Regions from separate parts of the Mus musculus genome. Here region 2 is linked to region 1. A link is a loop called in an ENCODE intact Hi-C map of the cell type or tissue named here. Cell type or tissue: left cerebral cortex. All regions are shown on one strand.

Region 1 (8,000 bases):
TCAAAACTATGGTGTCAGACTTGGTGGCAAGTGCCTTTAGCTGCTGAGGAAGGCAAGCATAGGAGATAGGGCAGCCTGGGACCCACTTGCTCTTGGTTAGGCATAATACCCTCTCCCTTGTAAAAGTGTCTTACCACAGTCATGGCAGACAGCAAAGGGTCAGCTAGGACACACAATTTCCCATTTGCTGATAGACAAACAACAGTCCCCTCAGTACAAGAAAAACAACTTGGAAAAAGAGGTCTTTTAAATTGAACATTAAGTTTATATCCTGTAACACACACCTTTTACTTTCCAGAACCAATATTAAAAGATCAGAAATAAAGACAAGAACAGGTGTATCTGCAGCCTTGGGCTCAATCTCTAGGATTTAGGAGGAAAGAGGAGAGGGATGAGGGAAGAGGAACAAAAGACACTGGAATGCTTATCTGACAAAGCTTATCAATATTTATATATTTGAGGGGGTTTGAATGTTATCAAGCAAAAACATACATTATGTCTATGAAATAGAAGGCTGTGTAGTCTTCAGATTTTTAAACATGTTTAAGTGTGTGGGGTGGTATAAGGTATATGTGGGGAGGTGGAGGCATGTGCACAAGTGCAGATGCTCAAGGAGGTGGGGGTCAGGTCCCTTGGAGTTGGATATTACACACTGCTGGGAGTTACTCCAATCCTCTGGAAGAGCAGTTAAGTTCTTAGACCAGGAACCATCCCTCTAGACCTTCAAGTTTTGTTTTGTTTTGTTTTGTTGAGACAGGGCCTCTCCTTTTATGCGACTTTGGACCTCTCTATGCAGACCAGACTGGTCTCCACTGAGATCTATTCGAACCTGCCTCCCAAGTTCTGGGATTAAAGGAATATACCATCACACCCAGCTCTAACATTTTTTAGGGACTATTTAATGACGTGAAAAATATATTCGTATTTCCTTAGCATAATAGCAACATATAAAGTTACAAAACTTAATCCTCACCACTTTTATAGTAAGAAAAAATACTTTTATTAACCTTTGTACCTGATATTTGGCTACTAATACATATTTACATTCTAAAAACTACTAAGACTTAAACAGAACCAAGTAGGAAAATTCTGCTAATTACCACTAAGGTTTAGGCATACTTGGCTCAATGATTAATTTTTAATCAGATTCAGATTTTTTTAATAGAACACCATTCCTAGATATTGTATGTGGCATTCAATCAATAGCTGAGATCTTAAATCAGTAACAAAGATTTATATCCATTTTATGTTTCTATTATTTTCCTTTAAAAAATAAGTTGGGCTAAGAAAGATGGCTTAGCAGGTAAAGGTACCTGCCACTAAATGTAACGATGAGTCTACTCCTATGGTCCAATAGGGTAGAAGAGAACTCTGCACAGGGTTGTCCCACAGGGTTATCCCCTGGCTCCCACTTAGTCACACTACAAAATGTTTAAATAAATAAATAAATAAATAAGCACTTACTTCTAACACCATTTTAACTTGTTAAAGACACTAAGATGACTTTAGAGTTCTGGGAAGGTAATAGACCTTACCTTTTATAGGGATAAAACCGTTATATTACTGTTGACATAAGAAGTAGCCACAAAGCTTGGCTGGTGGCACATGCCTTTATTCCCAGCACTCAGAAGGCAGAGGCAAGCAAATCTCAGGGTTTGAGGACTGCCTGGGTCTACAGAAGAAGTTCCAGCCAGGGGTACACTGAGAAACCCTTATCTTGAGGAAAAAATAAATAAAAATAAAACTAGAGAGAAAATCCCACTTAGGAGTCTCTAACCCAGCTCTGTTCTGTCATCTTGAATATGGTTTCTATCCTCAATACTTTTTAAAACTTTTTTTCATTATATACACATGTGTGGAGGTTAGAGGTCAAGAGAGTAAGGTCTGGTCTTCCCCCATCCTGGAGATGAAATTTACCTTGGCAGCCAACACCTTCACCCACTGCTCCATCTCACCTGTCTGCCCTCTTACCTTAGTTTTGTTTGTTTCTTGAGACAGTTTGACTATGTAGCTCTGGCTGACCTAGAACTCACAGATTCACATCTCTGCTTCCCAGCTGCTATGATCAAAGGCATGAACCATCATAGTTTATTCTACTTTTCAAAAAACTCCCTCACACATAAAACAAAACCCACAATGTATTCAAAGTACTGTAATAAGCATTGAATTGTCAGCACAAAGTGGCAAACAGGACAGAACTCGGGGTATGGTGCCTACAGTATTTCAAATATTTTCTCAGCCAGCTACTGAACTGTTGAAATTATATTAAATCTCACAGCTAAGTCATACTGAATCCAAATTGATACTAAAGCATTAGGTTAATGGTTACCCAGGAGCCACTAAAGGAAACAAAGTGGCATGGGCTTTGTTGTGACACCCAAATCCAGGGCCTCCGCACTCAGTGTGCTACACCACTGAGCTACAGTCTGAGGTTTTAATAAGGAATTGAAAACCTCCAACTCTAAATAGAAAATGAAGGACGGACAAAAGACACTTTGATTACTCAAAGAGAAAACCTAAAAAAGTGAGAGAAGAAAACAAACAGGTATAACTGGGGGGTGGGGGTGGGCGCAAGAACAATCCTGCCATGAAATCTTGAGGAAGCAACTTCTCACTAGAGACTAGTCAAGACAATTTCTGTAGTTTCCTTTAGATTCCCACTTCTCATTTACAAAAAAAGTTGTTAGCGGGGTGGTGGAGGCGGCTATGCAGGCAATAATCTCAGCACTCGGGAGGCAGAGACAGGGGGATCTCTGAGTTCCAGACCAGCCAGGGTTACACGGAGAAACCTTGCCTCGGAAAAAAAAAATGTTGTACTAGAAATACTAACTTGCCGGGCAGTGGTGGCACACGCTTTTACTCCCAGCACTTGGGAGGCAGAGGCATTGGATTTCTGAGTTCGAGGCCAGCCTGGTCTACAGAGTTCCAGGACAGCCAAGACTACACAGAGAAACCCTGTCTCGGAAAAAAAAAAAAAAAAAAGAAAAAGAAAAAAAGAAATACTAACTTTAGCTGGCCATGGTTACGCTTGCCTTTAATCCCTGCTTTGGGAGGACGAGGCAGGTGGATCTCTTGAGAGACCCTCCGGGTCAAAAACCACCATATGAAAAATCTTGAGCCAGGAGTGGGGGCACACGCTTTTAATGCCAGCGTTTGAGAGGCAGCGGCAGGAGATCTACAGGATCCCACGACAGCCAGGGCTACACTAGGCTGTCTCAGAACGAGAGCCCCCTCACCAGATCCTCAAGCCCCAGTCTCTTCTGTCAGTTAGGTAAAGGATGGCTCGACCGCTCTGTAACGGAGCGATTTACAGGGTGCTGGCCGGTGTGCACATTTTGGGATTATTCGAGGGAAAGGTAGGACAGGGTGCGCTCGCACACACGCCTCGCTAACTGGAGGTCACCCCTACAGGCTGACATCCGGACATCAGCCAGAGTCTGGGGACCGTGGAGCTCTGCTGTGAGGATGAGGAGCGAGGCGAGCACCCGCAGTGACCCTCCCTTCCCCTGGTGGGGCAGCCATGGCGGGGCAGTGTGCCTGCGAGCTTTCTCAGGGAGGGTCCCAGGGAGCGCTGCAGCACGGACGCGCGGGCATTCCCTACGCGGCGTTCCCGGGGGGTCTGCATCGCACCGGCCCAACACGGAAGTAAGCCCCGGGCTCCCTGGGAGCGGGCGCCGCTTCCAGCCCTCCCCCGCCCTCCCCGCCGGGGGAGCCGTTAGCACAGCGGGTTTCCCGGGCGCCGCGGAGGGGGCGCAGAGCCCGCAGCGCCGGGGAGGGAGGGGGCGAGCGAGACGCGACAACGGGTAGCTGCGGAACCCGGGCGGAGCACCGACCGACCTGGCCTTCCCGCCTCGCCTCGCCTCGCCTCGCACCGCAGCGTGATCCCAGGGCCGCGCGCCGCTCTCCCTCTCCCGTTCCCAGCTGGGTTCTCTTTTCCCTCTTTCACTTCTTCCCGCCCAATCGGGCGCTCACGGGGCGACCGTCCCTCCTCCAATCGCGCCAAACTCCCTCGGGGCTCGAAAATCCCCCCGCAGTCGCCCCTCCCGGCACACGTGAGCAGCGCCGCTGAAGTCTCGCGAGAGGTCTGTCACTACTCCCCTCCCCCTCACCACAGAGTGCGCGAACGAGAAAGGAGGAGGGCGCTACAGGCGACAGCGCTGCAGACGCCATTATCCTCTGCTTCTCCGCTGCACGGACGTCGCCGTCGTGCTCGTCTCCCACTCGATTGCGGCCTGTAGGTATCTGGGTGGGCTAGGGCTTCGGGGTAGCGAGTCCCCGGAGCGGGTTGGCGCCCCGGGATGGCGGCTTGGGCTATCCCCATGCCCGAGTTTTCTCAGGCCCGCGGCCTTCCAGCCCAAAGGGAGTCGCCGGCGGAAGGCGGGGTTCTCGGCGCCGTAATTGACGCGGCCACGGGCCAATCGCTTCGCGCTCGCACCACCGCCGAAGCCTGGGCAGCCAATGGGGCGCGACGCTGAAGTGGGAGGGGGTTTGTCCTCGTTCTCTGTCTAGCAGTGACCGACCGTCGGAGGCGGCGCGGCCGGGAGGCAACGGCGGACTCGCGCGGTGAGCGGGACGGGCGGGTCGCGCTGGCTGGAGCGGGGTCGGACGCCGTAGTCGGCTGTCCGGGGTGGCGTTCGGGGCGGCCGTGGCCCGCCGGGGAACGTTGCCCGGGTTCCCCTCCCCCCACCGCCGCCATTTCCCCGAGCGTGCCCCTGCGGTTGGCGTGCCGGCGCTAGGTGGCTTGAGGGACCCGGGAAGGAGAGGCCTGTGGGTTTGCGACGCGGGCGCCCCGTGTGGAGGGAGCGCCGGGCCGTCCGGTGGACTCGCGGGTGTGGTGTGTGTGTGTGCGCCCCGGCCGCCCTTTGTCCCTCCACGGCGTGGGCCTCCCTCCTCACCCCACCTCCGGGGTGGGGGGTGCTGCGCGGCGGGGCCGATGGGGCGGCCGCGGCGGCTTTGTCTCGGGTGGTGGGGGAGGTGCGGGGGACGGGCGCTCGCGAGCCCGCGTGCTGGGTGGGGGAGGGGGGTCTCGCGCGACTCCGCCTAGTCGCACGTAGTCGCCATTACGCGGGCCGCCATTTCCTGTCGGATCCGGGTGAGGAGAGGCTCGCCGCTCGGCGACGGTCGCTGGCCGCTGCTTCCAGGCCCGGCCCGTGGGCGGGAGGCGAGCGCGCGCGGTCGGTCTCGCTCGGCGGACCTGTTAACACCAGCGCGCTGTGGGAACAGCGGCCGCGGGACGAGAGGGCTGGCTGGGCCTGTTTGTGTGCGTAGACCCGGCTGATTTGCCTGAATCCATTTACCCCCGCGGCCGGGGGTTTAGCGGAGTGGCCGGCCGATCTCTGCATTTAAAGTGGTCCCCAGAGGGATCGTCATTTGCTGCCGGCGTTTTGGAATAGGAGAAGGCATGAGGGTGATGCCTCGACTTTAAGATCCTGTGTTGGTCCTTGGCTTTGGTAGGACTACGAGTTAACTGGACCAGTTGTGATGGTTTGGTTGCAGTCTTGGAGAGTTGGGTTAGAGGTAAAATTGTTGGGAAATAGCCTTTTTTACGTTGCCTAAAATAATGGTGTTGGTGATTAAAGATTCCGTGGCTTTGCTGAATAATGGTGGTCGTTTCCATCTGGTTCTTTAGATTTCTGTGTCTGAAAGTTCAATGTACCTTGTATTTGCCGCTAAGTTTTTTAAAGTTGGCAGATTTCATTGATTAGTGTTGTCAGTCACGACCAAAGGCGGGGAAAAAATTACTACTAGCCCTACTATAACACTAGTTTTGTGATAAGACGTGGTCTTTTCAAGAATTAGTCTCGTGAACAAAATTATATGTCGACTAGTTTTTCCGTTGTAATGAAATGAAGCAAGTTGCTGAGGACGGAATTACTGGTCCCCCACACCCCTTGCGGGGGGGGGGGGCGCAAGGCTCTGGTGGTGGAGGTGGTTAGGGTGTGCTTCATTGAGACAATCTAGTCTAAAAGAAGTCCATTATGCCTGTCTCTCCTCAATTATAGTTTTTAAAAACAGTTCACTTTTAGGAATATTTTAGTTTCCTCGAATCAGACCTTGTTTTTATATACTACTGTAGCACTAGGATGTCACTTGTGTGTGCTGGAAGCAGAATCCTTTTTTTTTTTTTTTTTTTTTGGAAGATTTTAAGCAAAAGAGTGTTTGCTTTCTGATAAGCCAATGTACTAGCTAGCTTCTTTATTTTTCAACAGATTGGTGGATCCATTTAATTCAAGAAAATGGAGACCGAACAGCCAGAAGAAACCTTCCCCAACACCGAAACCAATGGTGAATTTGGTGAGAAGATACTTTAATTATAACCAATTAGTATTTTCTGTTCTGTTACTTTAATTACCATAAATGTTTTTGATATGTTCTGTTTACCTCTTATATAGTTTCATTTTTTTGTAGTCTTGAGTTTGTCTGTTGGTTTTTATGAAAAGAAGTAACCTTTTCTTGCACAGGTTAAAAAGCAGTACAGTTTTTCCAACCAACATTTTAATCCTTTGAAATACTTATTAAAATAAGGCCTTTGATATTAGGGATATTAGGGAGACAAAGGCAGGGACTTAAAAAGTGGCTTCAATTACCCTTTCTTGGGGGATGTTTCTAATTGAAAATTTAAACTTTAATTTCTAGGTAAACGCCCTGCAGAAGATATGGAAGAGGAGCAAGCCTTTAAAAGATCTAGAAATACTGATGAGATGGTTGAATTGCGCATTTTGCTTCAGAGCAAGGTATAAGCTCTTTAAAATTTGGAGGTTGGTTAGTAGTTAAATATAAATGGATGCTTTTTCACTTTGAACTCTGCTTTGGCTCTGGAAACCTTTCAGAATTTTATAACACGTTGAATAAAAGGTTTTTAAAGGGTTCATTTGTTTTGAGACCCCTCACAGGTGAGGCGGGCCTTGAGCTCTTGATCCTCTGTCTTTGATTACTGGGATTCCGAGTGTGCGCTATCACATTTAGTTGTGGTTCTTAATGATAAGCAGATTTCAGAACTGCCGGTAGTGCTGAAATTTTAATGGTGAAAGCCCTATTACCAGGGTCCACCACAGATCAGCTAGAGAGATGAGTGGAGTAACTGTAGACACAGGTTTTAAGTGTTGGTTGCATCTTATTTCCCCAGGAAACTAGTTTACTTAAGTCTACCCCATCACTTATTTCAAGTCACAATATAAAAGTAGGTACTGTTTAGATTCTGTTTGTTTTTTTACAAGAGGGCACTTGTAATCTGTGCTTTCTAGGAATTTTATATTCATGCCTGGTGTTCTGAATACTCCAAAGACCATAAAACTATTCATCTTGATTTTTTTCTTTCTCAAGATTTTCAGTGCTGTGCAAACATTAGAAGTTAAAAATATAGCTTAAAAATACTAATTTTCTAAATGCAAAATTTTTTTTTTGTCTATTCCAGAATGCTGGAGCAGTGATTGGAAAAGGAGGCAAGAATATTAAGGCTCTCCGTACAGACGTAAGTATTAAACTACTGAACAAGCAAGCACATTCATTGTATGTTTCTAGAATTTTAAAGGTTCACATCTTAGAAATCACTGACTAGCTACAAACCATTTGTAATAATTAATGGTTATGTAAATGACTTCTTTTTTTTTAAAACCCTGATTAAGGTGGAACATAATTAAATCTTTTCATATTTTAATAAAACCCTTCAAATTAATTCATTTCAAATAAGATTAAAACATCTTAATTAGGAATGGAGACAAAGTGTAAAAACCCTTAATTGTATAATTCCTCTTGTATGTGTAAGAGGGATTTAGTCATTTCTGAAAGCCATTGAATATGGCTGATAAAAACTTTATTTCCTTTTTTTTTCTTTTAAATCATCTGTTCCACAGTTTGCAACATGGAGCTCATGCTGACTGATTTCTAAATATGGGTAATGAATAGATTAATCTTGGCAATCAGAACTGTTTGCCTAGGATTTGAGTCTTCATAATTTATAGTGGGTTGACTCTTGTGATTAGACACATTAAATGTTGGCA
Region 2 (8,000 bases), 190 kb before region 1:
GCTTCCACTTGCTGGAAACCTCACTACCGCCCATACGTGTGCATGCCTGCAACCATCACGACTAACCTTGCCCTACTCGGTCAGTCTGGAGTTCCTTTTGGGTTCACAAGCGTGACTGATTTCTCCGTAGTCACCAGAAAAGCAACAGCACGCCTCAGTTCAACAAGTGGGTTGTTTGGGGTCTTTTTTTTTTTTTTTCCCTAGAGTCCCAAGATATCTTTTACACTAATTCCTGTCACTATGATAGAATACACTGACAAAAGTGTTTGGGCCTGTTGGTGGCATACGCCTTTAATCCCAACAGGGAGGTGGAGGCTGAGTTCAAGGCCAGTCTGCTCTACACGTTCAGTTCTAGAGCAGTCAGAGCTACATAGAGACTCCTGTCTCAAACAAAACAAAACAAAACAAAACAAAACAAAACAAACAAAAAACCAAAAAACGGGGGCTGGAGAGATGGCTCAGTGGTTAAGAACAGTGCCTGCTTTTCCAGAGGTCCTGAGTTCAATTCCCAGTAATCACAAGGTGGCTCATAGACATCTGTAATGGGATCTGATGCCTTCTTCTGGTGTGTCTGAAAACAACTAAAGTATATTCACACATATAAAATAATTTTTTTATTTTTTATTTTAGGGTTTTTTTGTTTGTTTGGTTGGTTTTTTTTGTTTGTTTGTTTGTTTTTGTTTGTTTGTTTGTTTGGTTGGTTGGTTTTTCGAGACAGGGTTTCTCAGTGTAGCCCTGGCTGTCCTGGAGCTCACTTTGTAGACCAGGCTGGCCTCGAACTCAGAAATCTGCCTGCCTCTGCCTCCCAAGTGCTGAGATTAAAGGCGTGCACCACCACTGCCTGGCATAAAATAAAATCTTAAACAAACAAACAAACAAACAAAAATTCAGCAGTTTAGGAAAGAAAGGACTTAACCCTGGAACTCCCAGTGGGAGAGACATCAAGGCAGCAAGGGCTCGAAGCACGTGGTCACGTGATCACATGGCACCCATAATCAGGAACTTGAATGCTGGTCAGAGTCTCGCTTCTTCCTCTCCTGCTGTTCAGGGAGCCTTGTTGCTCTCTCTCTTACTGTGGGTCTTCCCACCTCAGCTAACCTGACCAACATCACCTTCACCTGTGTGCCTGGAAGCTCGTCTCCTAGGCAGTGCCAGCTGCCAAGCTGCTATCACAAGAGGGCTTGGTTAGGTTTCTTTGTTTTCTTGCAGTTACCACATTCTGCAGCACTTGTTTGTATTCGTTTCCCGTGGCAGTGGCGTTTGGAATAGCTCAGACGGGTGGAAGGGAGAGACAAACACAGACAAGCAAACCAGCCCTCAAAAGGGAAGAGGACATTTATTCTGGAGCCAAGTACGAGTGGCCACAGCCTAGGAACAGAGATTTAGGTTACCCCAAACAGTTTCGTGAAGTTTTTAGAGTAGCAAAGCAGACAATGGTAAACCAGCACACGTTTCAAATACGTCGTCGGAGTGTTCCAGCAAGGTGATTAGTGAGGCAGTTGGATTAGCTTTTTTCAGGACCACAGTTAGTATATGACATTCTCATCTTACGTTGGGAATTGAACCCAGTTCTCTGCAAGAACAGCCAGTGTTCTTAAGCACTGAGCCATCTCTTTGGCTCCCAGATCCTATTCTTCTGACCAAAGATAGGAGCTTCCCTGAGATCTCCATCTTTATACATTTTGTACATGAAAGCTGGAACCCAAAGCTTTCATGGTGAGGGCGCAGTCTACTAAGGCCAGGCTAGCTGCCTAGTGGAGCTGGGGAGGCAGGGTCACCTCAGCTGCTGTCCCAACAGCTCGGGTGGAGTGGAACCCCAAAGTGGACGCTGCACAGCAACACGCTGGTGTAGGAAGCCATGACGTTCATGTTAATATAACTAGGACTTATGACTTATGGGAAAAAGCAACCCTGTTAGAGAAACCTTGAAATAGACAGCTAAGCAGACAGTCCACACCTGCTTCTTGTTTAAGAATCTAAACGATAACAATGTTACTCAGCACAGGGCTGGAGCCTCGGCTCCTGGACACCTAGGTCTCTTCCACTAGTCTTCCGTACTATAGTATGGACAGCTCCAGAGGCAAACCCAAGACTTCCCAATGTGCAACTAAGGTGAAGGGGCTCCTATGCTCACGAATTTGTCCACTTAAAATTGTTCCTTAAGGGGCTAAAAAGATGGCTCAGAGGTTAAGAGAGCTGGGTGCTCCCGCAGAGGAACCATTGGGTTCTGAGCACCTCCAGTTCCGTGGATCTGGTGCCCTCTTCTGGCCTCCATGGAAACTACGGATGTGTGTGTGTGTGAAGCACTCACACCTAAAATAAAATAATAAACAAATAAATAGATTTTTGAGATAGGATTTAGCTATGTAGCCCTGGCTGTCCTGGAACTTACTTTGTAGACTAGGCTGGCCTTGAACTCACAGAGATCCACCTGTCTCTGCCTCCCGGCTGGGATTAAACATGTAAGGCAACACACCTGGAAAACTTCTTAAATAACTATTTCTTAATTTATAGATTCATTAAGCAGGGGATGGGAAGGGAAGACTTCAGCATAAGCTATTTTTGTTTTGTTTGTTTTTTGCTTTTTTGGTTTTTTGTTTTTCGAGACAGGGTTTCTCTGCAGCCCCGGCTGTCCTGGAACTCACTCTGTAGACCAGGCTGGTCTCGAACTCAGGAATCCGTCTGCCTCTGCCTCCTGAGTGCTGAGATTAAAGGCTAGCATGAGCTTGAGAAAAGCACAGCTCACTACACTCCCAGGGACCAAGAAGAAAGGATTCCCACAATGTATTAACTTTCCCCGACCTCAGTGTTTTATTTTTAACTGCTAATAGTGTATATACACTCTATCAGAAATATGTTTTAACATCTTTTAAAGTTTTATTCATTTTATGCATATGAGTGGTTTAGGCCCCTGCTTCATTGCTTAGAAACATACACGTGGTTCCCACGACTCCCCCACTGAGCCGGCGTACTTCGAGGTTTTGCCCTGAGGACAGGCATTCTTATAGGTGTTAGGTACAGAGGCGTCAGTAATCTGCTTAATAAATAGAACGAAATGTTGGCTAATGGGTGGTTATTAGCTTCTTTTACAGACCCACAGTTCCAATTTACAGAGAAAGAGAAAAGCTGGCTGTTTACCACCCACCCACCTACACCCACAATAACTCCTTTTTCTGTTTCAAATCCTCGATGATTTTCTTCCTGGAAATACAACGACCAAGCTGTAAACCACTGGACAGAGCAATCGAGAACACAAGGGAAACACACCCAGGGTTCCTCTGTGCGCGTGCAGAACAGGGAGCACTCCACCCCCAAATACAACAGCACTCTCCATGTTCATTGACTTAAAACCCCCATTCTCAATTCCTTCAGCAAAGATCTCAGGTGCTGCCAGCAGGGGGCATCAGAAGGCTGCAGCCTACAAAAGAGAGAAAATGAAGCTGGCTCCACCAGTGAGAAAACCCCAGGGTTCTGCAGAGAGCCAGAAAGAGCACACTGCTGTGTGAATAGACGCCTGAAGTTCAGGGTGGTACGACCTGCCGAGGCGCGCGTGTGTAATTAGAGACCCTGGTTTATTCACTCATGTAATCCAGCATCCCAGGCCCTGTTGTTTTCAATTTAGCGTTAAGGAAAGTGTAAGAACTCATGAACACAGGAGAGAAGTAGAGTTCCCAGGGCTACACGTCTCTGCCCTCTTTCCGTTCTCTGTATAAACATACATTTCCTCCCACTACCAGGAATTCTGGGGAGACCCATCAGAGGTGCCACATGTTACAGGGAGATTGCGGTGCCCTCTTGTGGTTTTAATCTCCTTGCAAGAATTTCAAGATGGGAGTGGCAATGCTCAATCCAGGACTCAGGACTCAGGAGACAGAGGCTGTCAGATATCTGTTAGTTCAAGGCCAGCCGGGACCACATAGTGAGTCCAGGCTTCAAAATAACAGAGGAGGAGGAGGAGGCAGGGGCAGGAAAAGGGAGGAGGAAGACAGAAAAGGAGAGAAAGAAAGGAAAGAGGGAGGGAGGGAGGAAGAGACAGAGAGAGAGAGACAGAGAGAGAGAGAGAGAGAAGGAGGGAGGGAGGAAGGGAGGGAGGGAGGGAGACTTAAGAACAGACCCATAAGGATGATTTTATTAGAGTTTAAGATTAAAACTCCATGAGAGCCAACTGTAAATCTCGGTCTACTGGAAGAGAGAGACGCAGCCATGACAACTTCGCAGGAGCAGCATGTGGGCAAGCAGCCACTCTGCCAGAAGGGAACTTCTGAGAAAGCGGGAAGTGTTAGGGAAATCATGGGCAGAAGCACAAAAAAGAGGGAAAGAAAAAGCAAGGTTTTGCTTCTCAAATTTATTCAGATTTAGGAAGCTGCGGCGTGATGCTGGGGCTCTGTATGCGCCCGCGCTAGGGCCAGGAATTCTGGGGTTGACGAGTATGCTATCTCATTAAAGGGATAATTATTTCTTCTATCGATTGAGCATGGTTTAAAGGTCGATCTGCCTTCCTGAGGGGTGACTGACCTGCCCAGCTGAAACATTAGGACCCCAACCTGGTAAAGGCCGTGCATCAGGGCCTAAGGTGGGAAGCTGCAGTCCTTCCTCAACGTGCAGCACATTGGTCGGTCCCATCAGAGCAAAACAAAGCAAGGTTCATCCTTTTTCCTTGGGCCCATCCTTTTTCCCTGGCACTTCCTTGAACCGGGTGCCTCATCTAAACACGGAGTCTGGCTTCTGCCACTCTTCAGGACTCCCCCCGGAAAGGGAAGGACCCTTGTGTTGGGCTCTGACACGGTGTTTTTCACTCTGCTTTTTCCTAGGATGAAGACCTTGAACGGCAGAACACTCCAGGAAACAGCACAGTCAGGAACAGAGTTGTACAAAGCGGGGAACAAGGACACGCCAAACAGGTAGGGCAGGTGTGGAGGATGATCAAGGACCTGTTACCATGGAGAAAACTGCACTGCCTGTGAGTGTGGTTAGTGTGTCTAGGGCAGAGCCAGAAAGAAAACACGCGCACCCTAACAATGAGACTTCACTTTTGCAGACCAGCCACAGACTTCCCCAAAAAGGGAAGCCATCTCAAGGCAAAAGGCCTAGGCAAGCATGGACCCTCAGCTTTGTAGCCCCAGTTACTAAGAGGCAGAGACAGGAGTCAGGTCTAGCCTGGTGTGAGACTTCCTGTCAAATACAAAAAGCACCGGTATGCTAAGGGAGGGAGGCAAGAGAGGCAAGAGAGGTGCCTCTCCCTTGGTTCCATCGAACCTAAATCCTTAGCTTGCACAGGTCTTGGGGGCTTTTGATGGTGGTGGTGGAGAGTTTTGTTTTTTTTTTAATTGTTTGTTTGGAAGGAACAGGGTCTCATGTGACCCAAGTTCACATCATATTCAATATGCGGCAGAGGATGGCCTCGAACTCCTGATGCCCTGGCTTCAGCATCCCAAGTGGTGGGATTACAGACGTGGACCACCATGTCTGGCAAGGAGCTCCATGCTGCTTCATTTGTATCCTAGATTTAGGCGGAATTCCTTCCACTGCTGGAAAAAACAAAGCAAGTAATTGCTCATGTGGATCATCCTCTTGAAAAGCAGTCCTAAAGAGTACCTAAAACTAGGAAAATTATTGCAGCAAAAACCGGAAGATGAAAGTTGGGGTGAAGTAGGAGAAATTTGCTATACCTTGGAGCATGGCCCGTGTTTATGCAGACACAGTCTCGTGCTATCCATGTTGGATTACACTGTTCATCTTGCTTTACTGTTTATCTCATTTGATATATTGTGCAGTGTTTGTGCAACGGGTGTCCTCTGGCAACCAAACTAGTCCACATGAAAACCGTGCCTACGGTGGCTTTTATTCATAATCAGAAAACTCTGGAAGCATCTGAGATACCCACCCGTAAAACTGAAAAAAAAAAACCACAATCAGACCAGATAGGGCAATATTTTTCAGAGCTAGAAAGAAGCAAACAACAAGGTCATAAACAGGACTCAAGGAACCACACGTGCATATTATGGAGTGAAAGAATCCAGTTTATGATGGGGGCAACCCTGTACCATGCCAGTAGCATCATCCTGAGGAGAAAAAGGCAAAACCTTAGAGAGATGAAGAGATAGTGGTTTCCAGGGCTCAGAGAGGAAGTTGGGGTGAGCATCGGGACTCTCAGGGCGCTGTAAGCACTCTGAACAACACTATGGAGGTGAAGATCCAAACATAGATTTGAGCACACTAGAAAACGACCTTTGGGCCGGGCGTGGTGGCGCATGCCTTTAGTCCCAGCACTTGGGAGGCAGAGGCAGGCGGATTTCTGAGTTCGAGGCCAGCCTGGACTACAAAGTGAATTCCAGGACAGCCAGGGCTACACAGAGAAACCCTGTCTCGAAAAACCAAAAAAAAAAAAAAAAAAAAAAAAAAAAAAAAAAGAAAGAAAGAAAGAAAATGACCTTTCTATTAGGGTTCTCTATGGGGATAGAACTTATAAAATGAATATATGGGGGTGGAGCGGTATTAGACTGGGTTACAGGCTCTGGGCCAGCTAGTCCAATGATGCTGTCTACCAAGGGAAAGTCTAAGAATCCAGCAGTTGTTCAATCCCGGAAGCTGGATGTCTCAGCTGGTCTCCAGTGTACACTGGAACCCTGAGGAAGTAGGCTCAAGGCCAGTGAAGGGATGGGTTTGCTAGAGAGAGCCAGAGCAAGCAGGCAAAGAGCAAGCTTCCTTCTTCCTTGCCCTTTAAGTTGGCTGCCAGCAGAAGGTGTGGCCCAGACTTAAGGTGGATCTTCCCACTTCCAAAGATTCAGATTAAAACTGGGTCTTCCCACTTCAAATAGTTTAATTAAGAAGAAGAAAAAAAAATCCCTCATGGTAGACAGAGCCACTTGGGTTTCTAGATGTAATAAGCTGATGGTCAAGAGCACACGTCACAACCATGGAGGGAAATGATGGGACCTGTGTGGTCATCAATGTAGTAGGTTCATCTGAGGTAACAAGTGGAGGATGTGGGCAGCAAAGGATGGACCGTGTGAGGATGTATGGGAAGCCTCCATGTTTACAGCTTGTTTTTGCTACAGTTGCTCTCAATTGTTTGACAAAAGAACAAAGCAAAACTTCCTATTTCACAGCTGTAACACGAGTGTGCAGGCCAATCAGCAGTGGCTTTGGCAGCGATGGGGTTTGGGCGATGCTGAACGAGGACACTCAGCGGGAATGCACACAGAGGCCTGTGCAGGGGGCTGAGCAGGCAGCGGTGGTGAGCAGGTGGTGGCGCGGAATGGAAATGTACAGAGTCCCGTACTGACTGGGAGATGATAACAGAGTTGAGGGTGATTTGGGTGTCTGTACTGGCTATTTTTGTGTCAACTTGACACAGCTGGAGTTATCATAGAGAAAGGAGCTTCAGTTGAGGAAATGCCTCCATGAGATACAACTGTAAGGCATTTTCTCAATTAGTGATCAAGGGGGAAAGGCCCCTTGTGGGTGAGACCATCTCTGGGCTGGTAGTCTTGGGTTCTATAAGAAAGCAGGCTGAGCAAGCCAGGTGAGGCAAGCCAGTAAAGAACATCCCTCCATGGCCTCTGCATTGGCTCCTGCTTCCTGACCTGCTTGAGTTCCAGTCCTGACTTCCTTGGTGATGAACAGCAGTATGGAAGTGTAAGCCGAATAAACCCTTTCCTCCCCAACTTGCTTCTTGGTCATGATGTTTGTGCAGGAATAGAAACCCTGACTAAGACAAATTGGTACCAGAAGTGGGGTATTCCTGTGACGACCTGACCATGTTTTGGGGAGGACTGTGAAAGGACTTTGGAACTTTGGGCTTGAAGATCCATCCGTTGTTAAGAGCTCTGTCAGATGTTGTGTAGGAGCTTGGAAGATAATGTTGAGAACAGTGCAGAAGATGGAGGCCTGGCTTGTGAAGTTTCAGAGGGAAAATTAAAGACTCTTTTCAGGGACATTGCTATTTTGGAGTTTGATTATTCTGTGGTTCTGGTTAGCTGGGACTGAAGAATCAGTTG

What was found. Hi-C counts contacts between places; a loop is a spot of excess contacts. Peaks named below come from ENCODE experiments on the same cell type or tissue, not always from the same donor. Only the 100,000 strongest peaks of a DNase experiment are listed, where the experiment ranks them.
Region 2: it touches region 1 in a loop (6-fold over the local background); 4 of 42 quality-filtered maps call a loop at or near these places.

The regions. Positions count from the first base shown.
Region 1 is chr13:58,398,627-58,406,626 of GRCm38, reverse strand. It overlaps Hnrnpk (heterogeneous nuclear ribonucleoprotein K), which reads left to right and starts at 4,115. Exons shown (of 16, transcript NM_025279.3): 1 at 4,115-4,234; 2 at 6,210-6,294; 3 at 6,637-6,734; 4 at 7,415-7,471. The coding sequence starts at 6,237. It overlaps Rmi1 (RecQ mediated genome instability 1), which reads right to left and starts at 4,030. Exons shown (of 3, transcript NM_028904.3): 1 at 3,838-4,030. In left cerebral cortex, CTCF peaks have their summits at 4,155 and 4,790; DNase peaks (open chromatin) are centred at 4,086, 4,396 and 5,039; H3K4me3 peaks cover 3,182 bases; H3K27ac peaks cover 2,171 bases.
Region 2 is chr13:58,585,083-58,593,082 of GRCm38, reverse strand. Slc28a3 (solute carrier family 28 (sodium-coupled nucleoside transporter), member 3) reads left to right here. Exons shown (of 18, transcript NM_022317.3): 2 at 4,812-4,901. Among named protein-coding and RNA genes, the nearest start is that of Slc28a3, 22 kb to the left of the region's middle. In left cerebral cortex, CTCF peaks have their summits at 2,256 (motif pointing left) and 3,398 (motif pointing right); DNase peaks (open chromatin) are centred at 3,413, 3,748, 4,255, 4,925 and 1 more place; H3K4me3 peaks cover 293 bases.